Linked DNA regions of Mus musculus: region 2 is linked to region 1. The links are chromatin contacts, found by Hi-C or POLR2A ChIA-PET in ENCODE. All regions are on one chromosome and are shown on one strand. Each heading gives the region's core, a stretch centred on a gene start or an enhancer-like site at or near the end of the contact. The rest is flanking DNA. Distances are from core to core; before and after follow the strand shown. Region 1 holds the start of Mrpl2 (mitochondrial ribosomal protein L2). Region 2 holds the start of Mea1 (male enhanced antigen 1).

Evidence for each region. Hi-C counts contacts between places; a loop is a spot of excess contacts on that map. ChIA-PET counts read pairs that join two places held with the same protein, here RNA polymerase II (POLR2A).
Region 2: a map of heart shows a loop between it and region 1 (5-fold over the local background). The contact joins the promoter of Mea1 here to the promoter of Mrpl2 in region 1. A Hi-C loop is called at or near these places in 8 of 37 maps with a recorded cell type or tissue (gastrocnemius, heart and left cerebral cortex). POLR2A ChIA-PET finds 5 or more read pairs at or near these places in 3 of 5 experiments (Patski and embryonic stem cell).

What each region holds. Positions count from the first base shown.
Region 1 is chr17:46,642,556-46,648,914 of GRCm38, forward strand. It overlaps Mrpl2 (mitochondrial ribosomal protein L2), which reads left to right and starts at 3,674. Exons shown (of 7, transcript NM_025302.4): 1 at 3,674-3,843; 2 at 4,835-5,003; 3 at 5,682-5,823; 4 at 5,917-6,032; 5 at 6,104-6,214. The coding sequence starts at 3,748. It overlaps Klc4 (kinesin light chain 4), which reads right to left and starts at 3,525. Exons shown (of 16, transcript NM_001357130.1): 1 at 3,420-3,525; 2 at 1,694-1,957. The coding sequence starts at 1,951.
Region 2 is chr17:46,679,279-46,685,784 of GRCm38, forward strand. It overlaps Mea1 (male enhanced antigen 1), which reads left to right and starts at 1,843. Exons shown (of 4, transcript NM_010787.2): 1 at 1,843-1,927; 2 at 2,339-2,619; 3 at 2,731-2,833; 4 at 3,441-3,848. The coding sequence starts at 2,350. The coding sequence ends at 3,592. It overlaps Klhdc3 (kelch domain containing 3), which reads right to left and starts at 1,652. Exons shown (of 12, transcript NM_027910.3): 1 at 1,424-1,652. It overlaps Ppp2r5d (protein phosphatase 2, regulatory subunit B', delta), which reads right to left. Exons shown (of 15, transcript NM_009358.3): 10 at 6,241-6,411; 11 at 6,024-6,151; 12 at 5,387-5,488; 13 at 5,228-5,300; 14 at 4,983-5,099; 15 at 3,713-4,848. The coding sequence ends at 4,711.

The DNA of each region.
Region 1 (6,359 bases), core at 2,424-4,923:
AAAGTGAGTTCCAGGAAAGCCTTGGCTACAAAGAGAAACCCTGTCTTGAAAACCAACAACCAAAAAAGAGACGTATCATAAACAGATGCTCCGAGGCTGGAGCAGTGGCTCTCAACCTTCCTAATGCTGTGGCCCTTTAATGCAGTTCCTCGAGTTGTGGCTAACCCCCAGGCATAAAATTATTTCATTGCTATTTCATAACTAATATTGCTATGTTATGAATCGTAATGTAAATATCTGATATACAGCATGTCTGATAGGTGACCCTTGTGAAAGGGTCATTTGACCTCCCAAGGGTTACAACCCACAGGTTGAGAAATACTGGGCTGGAGAGATGTCTCAGTGATTAAGAGCACTGGTTGCTCTTCCTGAGGGCCTGGGTTCAATTCCTGGCACCAACATGTTGGCTCACAACCACCTGTAACTGCAGTCCCAGGGGATCCAATGGCCTCTTCTGGCCTCTACACATACCAGGATTACGGGGAGTATATAGACATAGATGCAGACAAAACACATACACAAAAAAAAATGAATGGAGTTAAGAAAGAGAGATACTCAGGCTGGAGAGACTGCTCAGAGGTTCTGAGCACTGACTGCTCTTCCAGAATTCAATTCTCAGCAACCACATGGTGGCTCACAACCATCTGTAATGGGATCTGATGCCCTCTTCTTCTGTGTCCAAAGACAGCAATAGTGTACTCACATACATAACATAAATGAATAAATCTATAAATGAATGAATGGAATTAAATGGATACTCTAACCCCAGCTGTCACCCCGCCCATTAGACGCCAATCTTCCAGTTCCCACTCAGACAGCAGCAGCCTGCTCCAGGCCTCCCTGGTCTCTGCCCTTAGTCTCTAGTTCTACTCTCATCCAGAGAGCAGATGATCCAGGCCGAATCCCATCACTCCTCAGACATCCCAACAGCTCTCTCAACCTGAGGACAGCCTCCCAGCTCCACACTCTCTGTAGATGTCTCCCATGGCATCCCTCCTCCTCCTGAGTTATCTACATTGTGCCCTCACTCACTTTGCACCCTGCAGGAACCCACAGCAGCTCTGCAAATCACTAAACCTATGAGCCAGGCTCCAAGCAAGGCCTGTGTGCCTGTGCTGCCTGCTGGACCATCAATCCCATGGTGCGCATCCTCACCCTCTCTGCTCAAACATCACCTTTTAAGTGAGGGATTTTATGACAGCTCTGTATCCTCTTCCTACTTCCCTCCTTTCTTAAAGCTTTATGTCTTTATTTGATGCATATGAGTACACTGTCACTCTTCAGACACACCAGAAGAGGGCATCAGATCCCATTACATGGTTGTGAGCCACCATTGCTGGGACTTGAACTCAGGACCTCTAGAAGAGCACATAGCTCTTAACCCCTCAGCCATCCCTCCAGCCCCTTCCCTTCTTTCTTTGTCTTTGTTCTGTCCTTAGCAATGATCACTCTGGCCCAGTAAATCATTTACATATTTACCTGAGCTCTAGCTGACTCTCCCAGCTATAATATCAGCTCCGAGAAGAACTGTGCTGTGGTGTTCTATACTGCACCACCAGCATGCAGAAGAGTTGACACACAGTAGTCACTTAATGAACATTTAACGAATCAACAAATCCAAGTTTCTAGGACAAGGAGACCCCCAAACTTGCATCATGTCACTGGAACACTTGGCATCCCCCCTTATTCTTACCTGGGCCTCGCTCAGCCCCAGCTCGATGTTCTCCATAGACCGCCGCAGCTGCCGGGCCTTCTCATGGACCAGTCCTTCCTCATGGCCTCCCTGTTGCAGACACTCAATGGTGTGGGACAGGCTCTGCAGCACTGCCTGATGTTCACTGTGTAGGGCCTCCAGCCCTTGGCTCACCACCTTGGTGCTGCCCAAGATCTCCTCTTGACTGAGCCGGTGCCCTGCAGGCTCATCCCGCTGCCCCAACACCAAGCCTGACATCCTAGGCTAAAGAGAAACCACAGAGTTCAGGTGGGGCAGAGAAAAGACATACTACTAGAGATTGGTGGGCATCCCGCAAAGGGAAAAGAGTATGGCCGACCCCATGGCTAAGCTGATGAAAGAGGAGGAGTTCCACGGCACTGACCATAAAACTAAGGTGAGGGAGAGGAATTAACCTGGATAGAGATCTGTAGGACAATCGGGCAGGCTTGGAGCTAGAGGAATTCAGGACTTGGCAATTGGAGACAGAGCATAGGTTAGGGAAAGGAAGCAGGGGATCTGAAGCATTGTAAGAATCACAGAGGACTTGTGGGAGAGCTGTGCAGAAAGCAGTGTCCCAATAAAGGGGAAGGACCCAAGGTTAGGGATGTGGGAGTACAGGAAACAGCAGCCGTCATGACAAGGCTCTGGAAGGTTCAAGGTCTTCAGGCTGCATCAGCAAAGGCACTAAGCCCAGCACCTCCCAACCTGCTGATCTCCTTCCAAACCACCTTCTGGCCTCACTCCCCCCCCCCCCCCCCGAATTCAGCCGGTCTTCCTACTTCCTCCAAACTCATCCCTGAAGTCTCCTTACCTGCTTACAGAGCAGAAGCTCTTGGCTTCAGGCGGCTCCCAGGCCAGAGCCCGGAAGAAACTCTGACCTGAAACTAAGGATTTAGAAGGCTTTGTACTGCCCAAAGTCCAGAAGTCCGGCAGTCCCACCCCTTCTCTGTCACCACCTCACAGCCTCTCAGAGGACCTGGCACGGAGCCCCACCCAGGACAAACACCCTCCCTCCTCCAGCCTACAGGTTCTTCAAAGACTTGTACTAATGTCCCTTCTTCCTTAAGTCACTCTCCTCATTCCAGCTCGGTGCAGTTACTTTCTCCCGATAAGGAGACCTGCAGCAAGGGGTGTGGTGTCCCTGAGAAGGGAGACCCGGTTAGGATTCCCAACAGGATTACGGCAATCGCCTCCTTCCATAGCTTTGTCTGACATAATCACCTAACAGGCGCCTTAAAATGTCTCGCAAGTGCCGGATGGTTCAGGGATGCATAGCAGATCTGCTGAGCACAGTGGGGTCACGGAGCAAGGCTCCGAGCGCAGGCTACCGAAGCCTGAGGGCCCACAGTTCAGGAGTGTCTAAGGTTCCTGCCTCGCCCCGAGGGCCGAGGGTGAGGACAGAGTAAGATCGCCAAAGGCTGAGGGGAGAGGAAGGGCAGAGTGAGTGAGAACAGAGTTGCTGCCCGGGACCCGACATCAGACCAGCTCGAGGTCACAGTCAGGGGTTCCCATAGGGGGCGGGGCAGGTTATCCCACTGTCTGGACGCCGAGGGGCGGGGAAGAATCGCGGGGGGGCGGAGTTTTTGAGTCAGTCTAAAGTTTTCTGAGGTTAGTAGGAAGGGACTTATTCATTTGTCCCGGAATGTGGGAATAAGAGTCAGTGTAATCTTAATTCTCAGCCCCAGGGGTACTCCCAAAGACTCACCTGCAGTCTGCCGGTCCGGCTACCGCCTCCGTGGGTGCTGCCCCTTTAAATTTATCATGGCTGCCGCTCGAGGCAATTGTTTTGACGGCTCCAAGGGGCGGGGACTGCCGCCCGTCACGTGACCCGAGCAACCCCCCCCCCCGATGATTGGCTGAGAACTTGTTCTTTGGAGAGGCAAGAAAGCGTGTATCCTGCGGCGCTGCCGTTCTGTGCCCGCCTCTCTCGCGTCATTGGAAAGCGACGGGACCGGGACCGGAACGTCATCCCAGAGCGCCAGGCTCTGGATGAAGGTAAAAGCGAGCACGGCGCGGAGGAGCCCGGCCGGCCCATGGCGCTGTGTGCGCTGACGAGTGCTCTGCGCTCTTTGAGCCTGGCATCCGCGGCCATTACCGCCCGGGTTCCGACTCTGCTCCCTGCTGCCCAGGTAATCCGCTTACCTGGGAACTAGGATTGGTTCTTTCCGCCTGGGCTGTCCGGGATCCCGCAAGGCTAGGCGAGATCACGTGACCTTCGTTCTCCGTCAATCCCGATCTCAGATACGGGCTTCCAAGTGCTTTTGCAAGCCTTTACTAAACAGGTTGCAGAAGTAACATTAAGGTGCCAGCCGTAAACCAGGCAGAGAAGAGGACTGAATTAACCGACCTCCTGAGAGTTCTTATGCACATTTTGGGGATGAGAAACCTGGTCAGCAGTCTTACACCTTCTGGGGCTAGACAGACGGGCTTCGCAACTTGCCCTGCTACTGCAGATTAAACCTAGAGCCTCGCTCATTCTATGCGCTTCCTCTACCTCCTAGAACCAGTGCTCTTAACTGTTTTAATGTACGACTGGGTTATTGCTGATATTAGGGACTGTCGAACAGTGGGTCTGTAGTGGGCAATGGTGAATCACACACACACACAAAAGAAAGAAAGAAAGAAAAGAAAAGAAATTACTGATCTTGCTTCTCTGCATTTCTCAGGCTGAGCATGGCAGAATTTAGCGAATGTATATTTTATAATTCAAGCTAAACCAAACACTTAGTCTACAGCCAGTGGAAAAGCAAAATAATCATTTCCATTCATACTCGAAAATTCCTCAAACCGTGCATTGGGCAAAAGGCACCACTGCTGATGGTGGTGATAGGTGTGTGGAGTTTACCAGCTCTGGAGAAGTGAATTCTTCAGGGAAGGAAAGGTTTCCAGGCAAGAACTTGAAAGGATTTAGAAGATGATGAAAGGGAGACCATTTCCTTGGAGAATTATATCAGAGGTTTACCAAGTGATTACCAAGTAACTGGATAAACACATTACACTGGTATTTGTGAAGGTTGGAGATTAGGGGGCAGCGTTCTGAGATGTTTCTGGGAAGCTAAACTTAGTCTAGGTGCTTTCTTGCTTGGTTCTCTAAAAGAGAATATTTCCTTTAATCCCTAGATACAGAGCAATGTCCTCCTTCAGCTGCCCCCTGCCTTGGTGTCGCCCTCTTACCGCCCAGTGCATATGTCTGCGGACCGCAGTGCCAAGTTTGTGTCCTGGAAGAGTCGTACCAAGTACACAGTTAAACCAGTGAAGATGAGGAAGTCTGGGGGTCGAGACCATACAGGTGGGAAAAGGGCCTGGAGCATTCAGGAGGAAAGTGTGTTAGGCTCCTGGGGTTTTTTTTTTTTGTTTGTTTTTTGTTTTGTTTTGTTTTTTGAGACAGGGTTTCTCTGTGTAGCCCTGGCTGTCCTGGAGCTCACTCTGTAGACCAGGCTGGCCTCAAACTCAGAAATCTGCCTGCCTCTGCCTCCTGAGTGCTGGGATTAAAGGCGTGTGCCACCACTGCCCGACTGCATTAGCATCCTGGATGTCTATATAGCAGTGCACTATAGCTTGTAAGATGTCATTGAGGTGCATCTCACCGTGTGGGTCATGACTGAAGCTGAAGAAGAGACCACAGAGAAACAGAAAACCTGCTCAATGCAAGGGACCAACATTATAATGGTTTAATGATGGGAGTCCAGTGTATATCCCTTCCAGTACAGTTTTAATAATCATATTTTTATTGAGCCATATAAGTGTTACCCCACTACTTTTGCAAGGAAGCCCTGGCCTCTGTTCACCCACATACTGTGGCTCGAACCTGGGACCTCAGCGCTCACAAGGCAAGCTCTGTACTGCTATACCACCAACCCTTTGTCGTTTTTCTGTTTGTGATATAATAGTGAGGGAGTACTACTGTCCAATCTAGGCTGAGAGTTATTCTAACCTGAATCACATGCCTGAACTGTCTTGATCCTAGGCCGCATCCGAGTGCATGGTATCGGTGGAGGCCACAAACAGAATTATCGCATGATTGACTTTCTACGGTTCCGGCCAGAAAAGGAAAAGGCACCAGAACCGTTTGAGGAGAAGGTTGTGGTAGTCCGCTATGATCCTTGTAGGCAAGTTTGGGATGGGAAATGATGATGGTGTGGTCTGAATTGTTGTTTTGTAGCTTCTCAGAAAATGTGGGCTTTGTCCATCATCCTGAACAGGTCTGCAGACATAGCTCTGGTTGCTGGGGGTAGCCGGAAGCGCTGGATCATTGCCACGGAAAACATGAAGGCTGGAGATACAATCCTGAACTCTAATCACATAGGCAGGATGGCAGGTGAGGGATGGCTGGTGGATGTGTGGGGTGGAGGTGGCTGGGTCTTGTGCTGATGAGATCCTGTTTTCTAGTGGCCGCCCAGGAGGGGGATGCACATCCACTTGGGGCGCTGCCTGTGGGGACCCTCATCAACAACGTAGAGAGCGAGCCTGGCCGGGGAGCCCAGTATATCCGAGCTGCAGGTATGGGCACAAAAGCTACACACATCCCACAATTGGGATAGCACTATTCTGGGAACCCTTTAGACTCACATCTGTTCCAGGACAGGAAGAAACAAACAATGAGAGGATCAATCTGTGCTTTGTTTTAGCCTAGATCATAGTGTAT
Region 2 (6,506 bases), core at 593-3,092, 35 kb after region 1:
AACACGCCACTTCCAGCAGCCCTGCCCCTGTCTGGGTCTCTAGAGGAGAGATGGGGTAGGAGTGTAGATTGGAAAGAGGAAAGAAAGCAAAAATACCTTTGGGCAGGACAAGAGAAAGCCCCAAAGATGAGAGGGGCCACGGCTTTGTAAAGACAGCCGGCCAGCCTAGTGATAACAGGTATATCTGAGAGCTCTTTCAGGCAAATCTTTTTGCAACTAGCGATGCCTTTGCCAGGAGACATCTGCTGGGTTTGGGTGATCATTCACTTCCTGTTCAAAAATCCTTGGCAGGGAGGAAAAACCTCGGGGGTGGGGTGGGTGCACCTCAAGCAAAGGAGGTTCCCTTCAAGGGGACAGACGCAGCTTTCATGAATCAACTGCCCCCACAACCTTTCACTGTATACTTTAAGTAGCCATCTCTCTCAATGTGAAACAGCAGCAGCCAAAAGTTAAACTGTTCCTTCATTACTCAGGCTCTTCAATTTTTGCTTATCAGAGAAAGAGGACTGAAAGCTTAAGAATCCAAGTCCAAGGCACTCGTGCTGGGGCATGGAGGCAGGGGGATGTCTGTGTAATTAAGGTCAGCCACCTGGGTCTACACAGTAAGTCCCAAATTAGCCAGAGCTACAAGAACCTGTCTCAAAAAAAAAAAACAAACAAAAAATAGAGAAAGAAAGGAAAGAACGTGGTGGTGGAGAGCCTATCAACCTCCTTCATATCTTTTACTCTCCTTTGAAAGTAAGTCCAGATAAAACGAAAATGCACAAAGATAAGACTACAATCCCAGTGGCAGACGGAGGAAGACTCCATCTTCCTAAGGAGAACTCGGAGGCAGGAGGTTATACGTTATCTCTGGGTCTCCAGCATTTCCCACCAATAGGCCATTTTCAACATCCCAGCCCCTGAGGTCGGCTTCCCCTCCCTGCTCGCGCCCCTTCCCTTCTTAATTTCCCGAGAGCCTTGCAGTTCCTCCTCCCACCACTTCAAGGTCCACACCAGAGCCCTCTAACTCGTCTAAGTTCACGAAGGGAAGCAAGCCATTCTTATCCCCTGCCAACCATACCGCTCTGTGAATGAGACTGGTCTCCGGTTGTAGTCCACCTTTCTCAGCCGCCCCTCCCCCACGACGCCACACTGCCCCCTCCCCCTGCCATTATGCTCAGCTTCCTGATTCTCTTCGGAACCCACTCGTCCACTTCTCTCAGCGCTTCCTCCAGCCACCAGGTCTCTCCCACCCGTCTCCAGGCCATTTTCCCCTAACCCTTTCGCGGACCATTAACACTCCTCTTTCCCAGCATCCCCCTAGCTCCCTCCCCACCCCCAGCTCAGCCTTCTCAGCCCCTCCCGCGCGGCCCCAGCCGTAGGCAATGGGCGTCGCCTGTCCCTTCAATTTTCCTCATCCCCCCAACCCATCCCAGGCTACCTGCCAGGCCGGGCCGGGGTGGGGCCGCGGGTCCTCGCGCTGCCAGCAGCCTAGAACCCGTTGCCCGCCAACCGATTCCTCGGTCCCCAACGAGATAAACACTGCCAGACTTCGTCCTTCCGGCGGGCAGCGGGACGCGCACGTGCAGTGAGAATTGCCGGCCCGACAGCTTCAGGGACTTGTAGTCCACGAATTACCCCAGGGCCGAAAGATGGGGAGCGGGTGGGCGGGGCCGGTTTGTGCGCATGCGCAGAACACCAGTTCACGTCGCACGCCTGAGGGTCACTGGGTAATGTAGTTCTTTGTGGTCCGGGCAGGGGATGGCGGAGGCGGGGCAAGAGGCGGACTTGTCCTCGCTTGCGTCAGTCTCGGGCACGGGGCGGGGCTGGAGGACTAAGAGCCCCAGCATGTCCTGCCCCGCCGGAAGTGAAGGTGCGGGTCCGGCTGTGGGCTCTGAGAGGGTGAGGCGCGAGGAAATACCAACGCCGAGAATCAGTGGGGCGGGTAGGGGACTCTGTAGCTGGGGCCATTGAAGGGGAGACCCTGGGCCTGAAGGGGTTTTTGCCAGGCGGTACTACACTCCCCCGGAATAGAGGGAATGAGGGGCGGGGACGCGCTATGGTGGGTAGCCTGGCGACCAGCAGTTACCTCCAGAGGAGGGGCGTGGTGAGAGGGGCGAGGTTCTGGGAAGAGGCTTTTAGGAAGAGGTGAAACCCTCCGGTGGTCGGTTCATTTAGGAATCGGGCGAGTTAAAGACGTGTGTGCTCCAGCTCAATATGAGAACCCAAACTTGAGACAGGGAGGCAGGAGAGACGGGAGGAAGATGCAAGTTCCATGCGAGAGGGAAGTGGGTGGCTGAACGTGAAAGGAGACCTGGTTTCATCCCATCCCTATCCCGCCTTTCTGTCCCTGCAGCCCCTGCCCGGATGGCAGCAGTAGTTCTAGGGGGAGACACCATGGGCCCTGAGCGTATCTTCCCCAATCAGACTGAGGACTTAGGGCCACATCAGGGTCCTACAGAAGGAACTGGGGATTGGAGCAGTGAAGAACCCGAGGAAGAGCAGGAGGAAACAGGAGCAGGCCCAGCAGGCTACTCGTACCAGCCCCTCAATCAAGACCCTGAACAAGAAGAGGTGGAATTGGCACCAGTGGGTGAAGGAGAAGATGGAGCTGCTGACATCCAAGATCGGATCCAGGTATGGTGGAGGATGCTGTTACTAAGCAGATGAGATGGAATGTACCAACAGCTGTTTATCATAATGGCAGGGGGAGGGGCGCCTAACAAATTATCTTCTCTGGTTCTGCAGGCCCTGGGGCTTCATCTGCCAGACCCTCCATTGGAGAGTGAGGATGAAGATGAGGAGGGAGCCGCCGCATTGAGCAGCCACAGCTCTATCCCCATGGACCCAGGTACAAAAACAACCAAAGCTCATTCCTTCATTTAGAAATAATTACCAAAAACTAGTAAGAACTGGGCATGGTGGTGCACACCTTTAATCCCAGCGCTCATGAGGCAGAGGCAGGCTGGTGGTCTCCTGGTCTACAGAGCAAATTCCAGGAGAGTCAGGGCTGCACAGAGAAAAACCGAATACAATGCCCCCCATTCTCCCCCTCACCCCCAAACAAGATCACTTTATTCCTAAAAATTTCGTTACCTGAGATTTTGTGGACTTCAGAATCTAAGTGAAATGCTGTCTCACTAGACTTGGGAATGGGCAGACCTGGCAATAATGAGGGCGTGATGATGTGTTGGGGGTCTTGGGCTGACTGAGGCACTAGGGAGAGAGGAGCTGGTCCCGTTCTTTTTTTTTTTTTTTTTTTTTTTTTTGGGTTTTCGAGACAGGGTTTCTCTGTATAGCCCTGGCTGTCCTGGAGCTCACTTTGTAGACCAGGCTGGCCTCGAACTCAGAAATCCGCCTGCCTCTGCCTCCCGAGTGCTGGGATTAAAGGCGTGCGCCACCACGCCCGGCTGCTGGTCCCGTTCTTTATTCCCTAACCAGTCTGGCTGTGCTTTCAGAACATGTAGAGCTGGTGAAAAGGACGATGGCTGGAGTAAGCCTGCCTGCACCAGGGGTTCCTGCCTGGGCTCGGGAGATCTCGGACGCTCAGTGGGAAGATGTGGTACAGAAAGCCCTCCAAGCCCGGCAGGCATCCCCTGCCTGGAAGTGACCAGAGAGCGAGCTGCCTTACCTCCCTACATTCCAAGTCAGGACCAGCACAGGACTAACAACTCTGGTCTTAACAGCCTCCTCCTTCCCATGTCCCTTTCACACCAAGGCGACTCAGACCTCTCAGAGACCCACTTTATTCAGTTCTGTACATATGGGGACATCGGCCCAAGCCCAGCCCACCTTAGCATGTATCACTCTGTGGAGAATAAAGCACCCTGTGTACACAGCCAGAAGCCACACCGCCTGTGCTCCTGAATCCTGGTCCAGCCCTCCCCAGGCTTTTGTTTCTGAGCGCCTAGAGGGTACAGGTGAGGACCCGCCCAGCCCAGCGTCAGCAGAAACCAGGAAATAAACAGGCACAGCAGGGAGCCATGCTTGGAGCACTGCTCCTGCCTCCTTCTTTATAGCTCTGGGAACCAAGAGCACAAGGGAAAGCAGTCAGCCACAGGGTGGTCCCTTGCAAATGTGTGATCCCAGGACTGCTGCTTGCCAGAGAGGGCAAGGCAGATGGTTCTTTCTCCCCACCGGGCCCACTAGTCATCTAGTGTCCGTAACTTGTTTGTCCTCTGTGTTGTCTTGGTTAGGTATAGGATACAAAGAAACACACTACCACCCCCGCCTGCATAAAGCTGGGTCTAGGGGCCTATTTGTGCTGCTGGGGATTGGTTCCCTCCAGCTCTTCGCTCAAGGGGCCAACGGAGCTTAACGTGACTTTGGTGACAGTCTCCTGTTGTACTCTGCAGGGAGAGGAGAGACACCTCAACTTCAGATGAGGATTAAGGGGGTAGAGAGGGACATGTGATTCCTGTGTGTATTTCTCAGAACAGTTTCAGGCAGCTGTGGGGTTAGGAGCAGGGGGACAGGCACCCCCAGGTTGTCTAAGCACTGAGCACTCAGTGCTCAGCCTGTCTGTACTAGCCACAGGGAGGCATGAACACGTTTAGGGGAGAAGAGGGAGCGCTCTGGGCATCCCGCTTCCAGTGCCTGCATCCTCTAGAGTAGCCAGAGAGGTGCCGTTCTGCCCCAGGTCAGCCGATGAGGAGCAGAGGGTGGAGGGCTGGGCTGCATCCCAGGGCTGAGTGGGCTGGAATCCTGTGGGAAGGGAAGGTGAGGGGGTCAGAGGGCCTCCTGGCTGGCAGTCAGGAACTCTTCTGCCCGCTTGTGCGCCTCTAGTGCCTTGATGGTGTACACGTCCTGTGGCAGCTCTGACTTCCTCCGGAGCAGCACTTTGTCCTTCTTGATGTCCTTCAGCATCTGGGGACAGACAGGGAGAGGCCAGGCACGGTGACCACAGTCCCCAGGAGAGCTCATTTCCCCTCCCTCCCGTTTCTGCTGCCCGTCTCCTCTCTGGACCCAGCAGTGCTGCCCCAGCCCCAGGGCCCCGTCACCTGCACGGCCTCTGTCTCCACCGTCCTCTTCAGGAGCTGAATGTCCTCTGCTGTGGGCGTCTCTGTCTCCATGGAGTACACAGGGGGCAGTGGCGGAGGAGCCCGAAACATAGGGTACTGGGAGGGCAAGGGATGGACACGGTGAGAAGCCCTTCCGAGCCTCTTGGGGCCTATGTGCCTCACTCGGCTCCATGGGAAGCCTCTCCCGCCTGAGCTCGGGGCAGGGACAGCAAAGCCTCCCTCACCTGGGGATTGAGCCGGGCCAGCTCCTCGATCTTCTGCCACATCTCCTCTCTCTCCTTCATTCGGAACCTGCCCCTAAGGGAGGGACAGGGGATCGGGATTGGGATTGGGGACAGCGAGCTGGAGGTAGAAGCTAACAGTCCTCTCCGAGAGACACTCACTTCTGCTTCTCCGCCTTGTACTGCTGTGTGCAGTCGTCAAACAGCTTCTGGTTCATCTCCATGAAGAGCTTCAGGGCATTGTAGATGAGTCCATGGATTGTCCTGCACCCAGACAGAGGCGGTGGTCACGGGGCCAGAGCCAGCCTGCCGGCTCCCAGTCCACTGTCTTTTCCCAATCACTAACCTCTACACTGCAGAAGCAGCTAACTCTTGACTAGCTTTCCTGCATTGAGGGCATCTATCTGATGGTCTTTACATATACGGGCCCCACATGTCTAACCCTTCCTTGGCTCACATTCCGTGGCCTCACATGGAGAGACTGTCAGCAGCACACCAAGTCTGCTTTCAGCACGAAAGCTTTTTTATAAGTTGGACTCTGCTTGTTAAGTATATGACATAGTTCCTGACAGCCCGGGATGTCTCCAGAGCTGTGTGGTATGATACAGGTCAGACGTTTGGTACTTCGAGGATGTCTCATTAGCACCTTTTCTGGCCAGTCAACCCCTTGAGGCCCTACACTTAGTAGAATTTGGTGGGCACCAGTTCTCCTTGCTGGGGGTCCACGCCTCGTGTTCTTCTATGCCCTCACAGTGTGGAATACCCAGGTCCCACCATCAGCGCAGCCCGAGGGCCCTACTTGTTCCAGTGGCTTTTGGAGTTCCTATAGAGTGCAGGAAACATGATGGGGAGGATGCGGGCAGCATTGTCGCTGATGAGGCTCATGATGTACTCATTGTTCCAGTAGTAGAGGGCGCGCTCCGCCACCTGGCGAGGAGAGTGGAGTTGAGTGGGCACTCACTGCAATTCTCAACACCTGCTCTACCAAACCTAGGAACCAGTGAGTCTGCTCTTACCTGGAAATGGGGGCTGGAAACACATTTGGCAAGCTGGCGGAAGAGCGGCTCCATGACTTTACTGAACTCCGAGGGTTCAATGACATCTAGAATCTCCTCCAGCTCGTTCAGAAACATCACCTCCTTGGGGCTGTGGGTCTTAGGCCAAAACTTGAGAAGTCCCACAATCACCTGTGAAGACGACGCGAGGACAAAGTTCCTAAGCTGCTCGGTTCTCTGGGAAGCCCTCTGTTGCCTTTCCCCTGGCCTACCCTCAGCCACTGCAT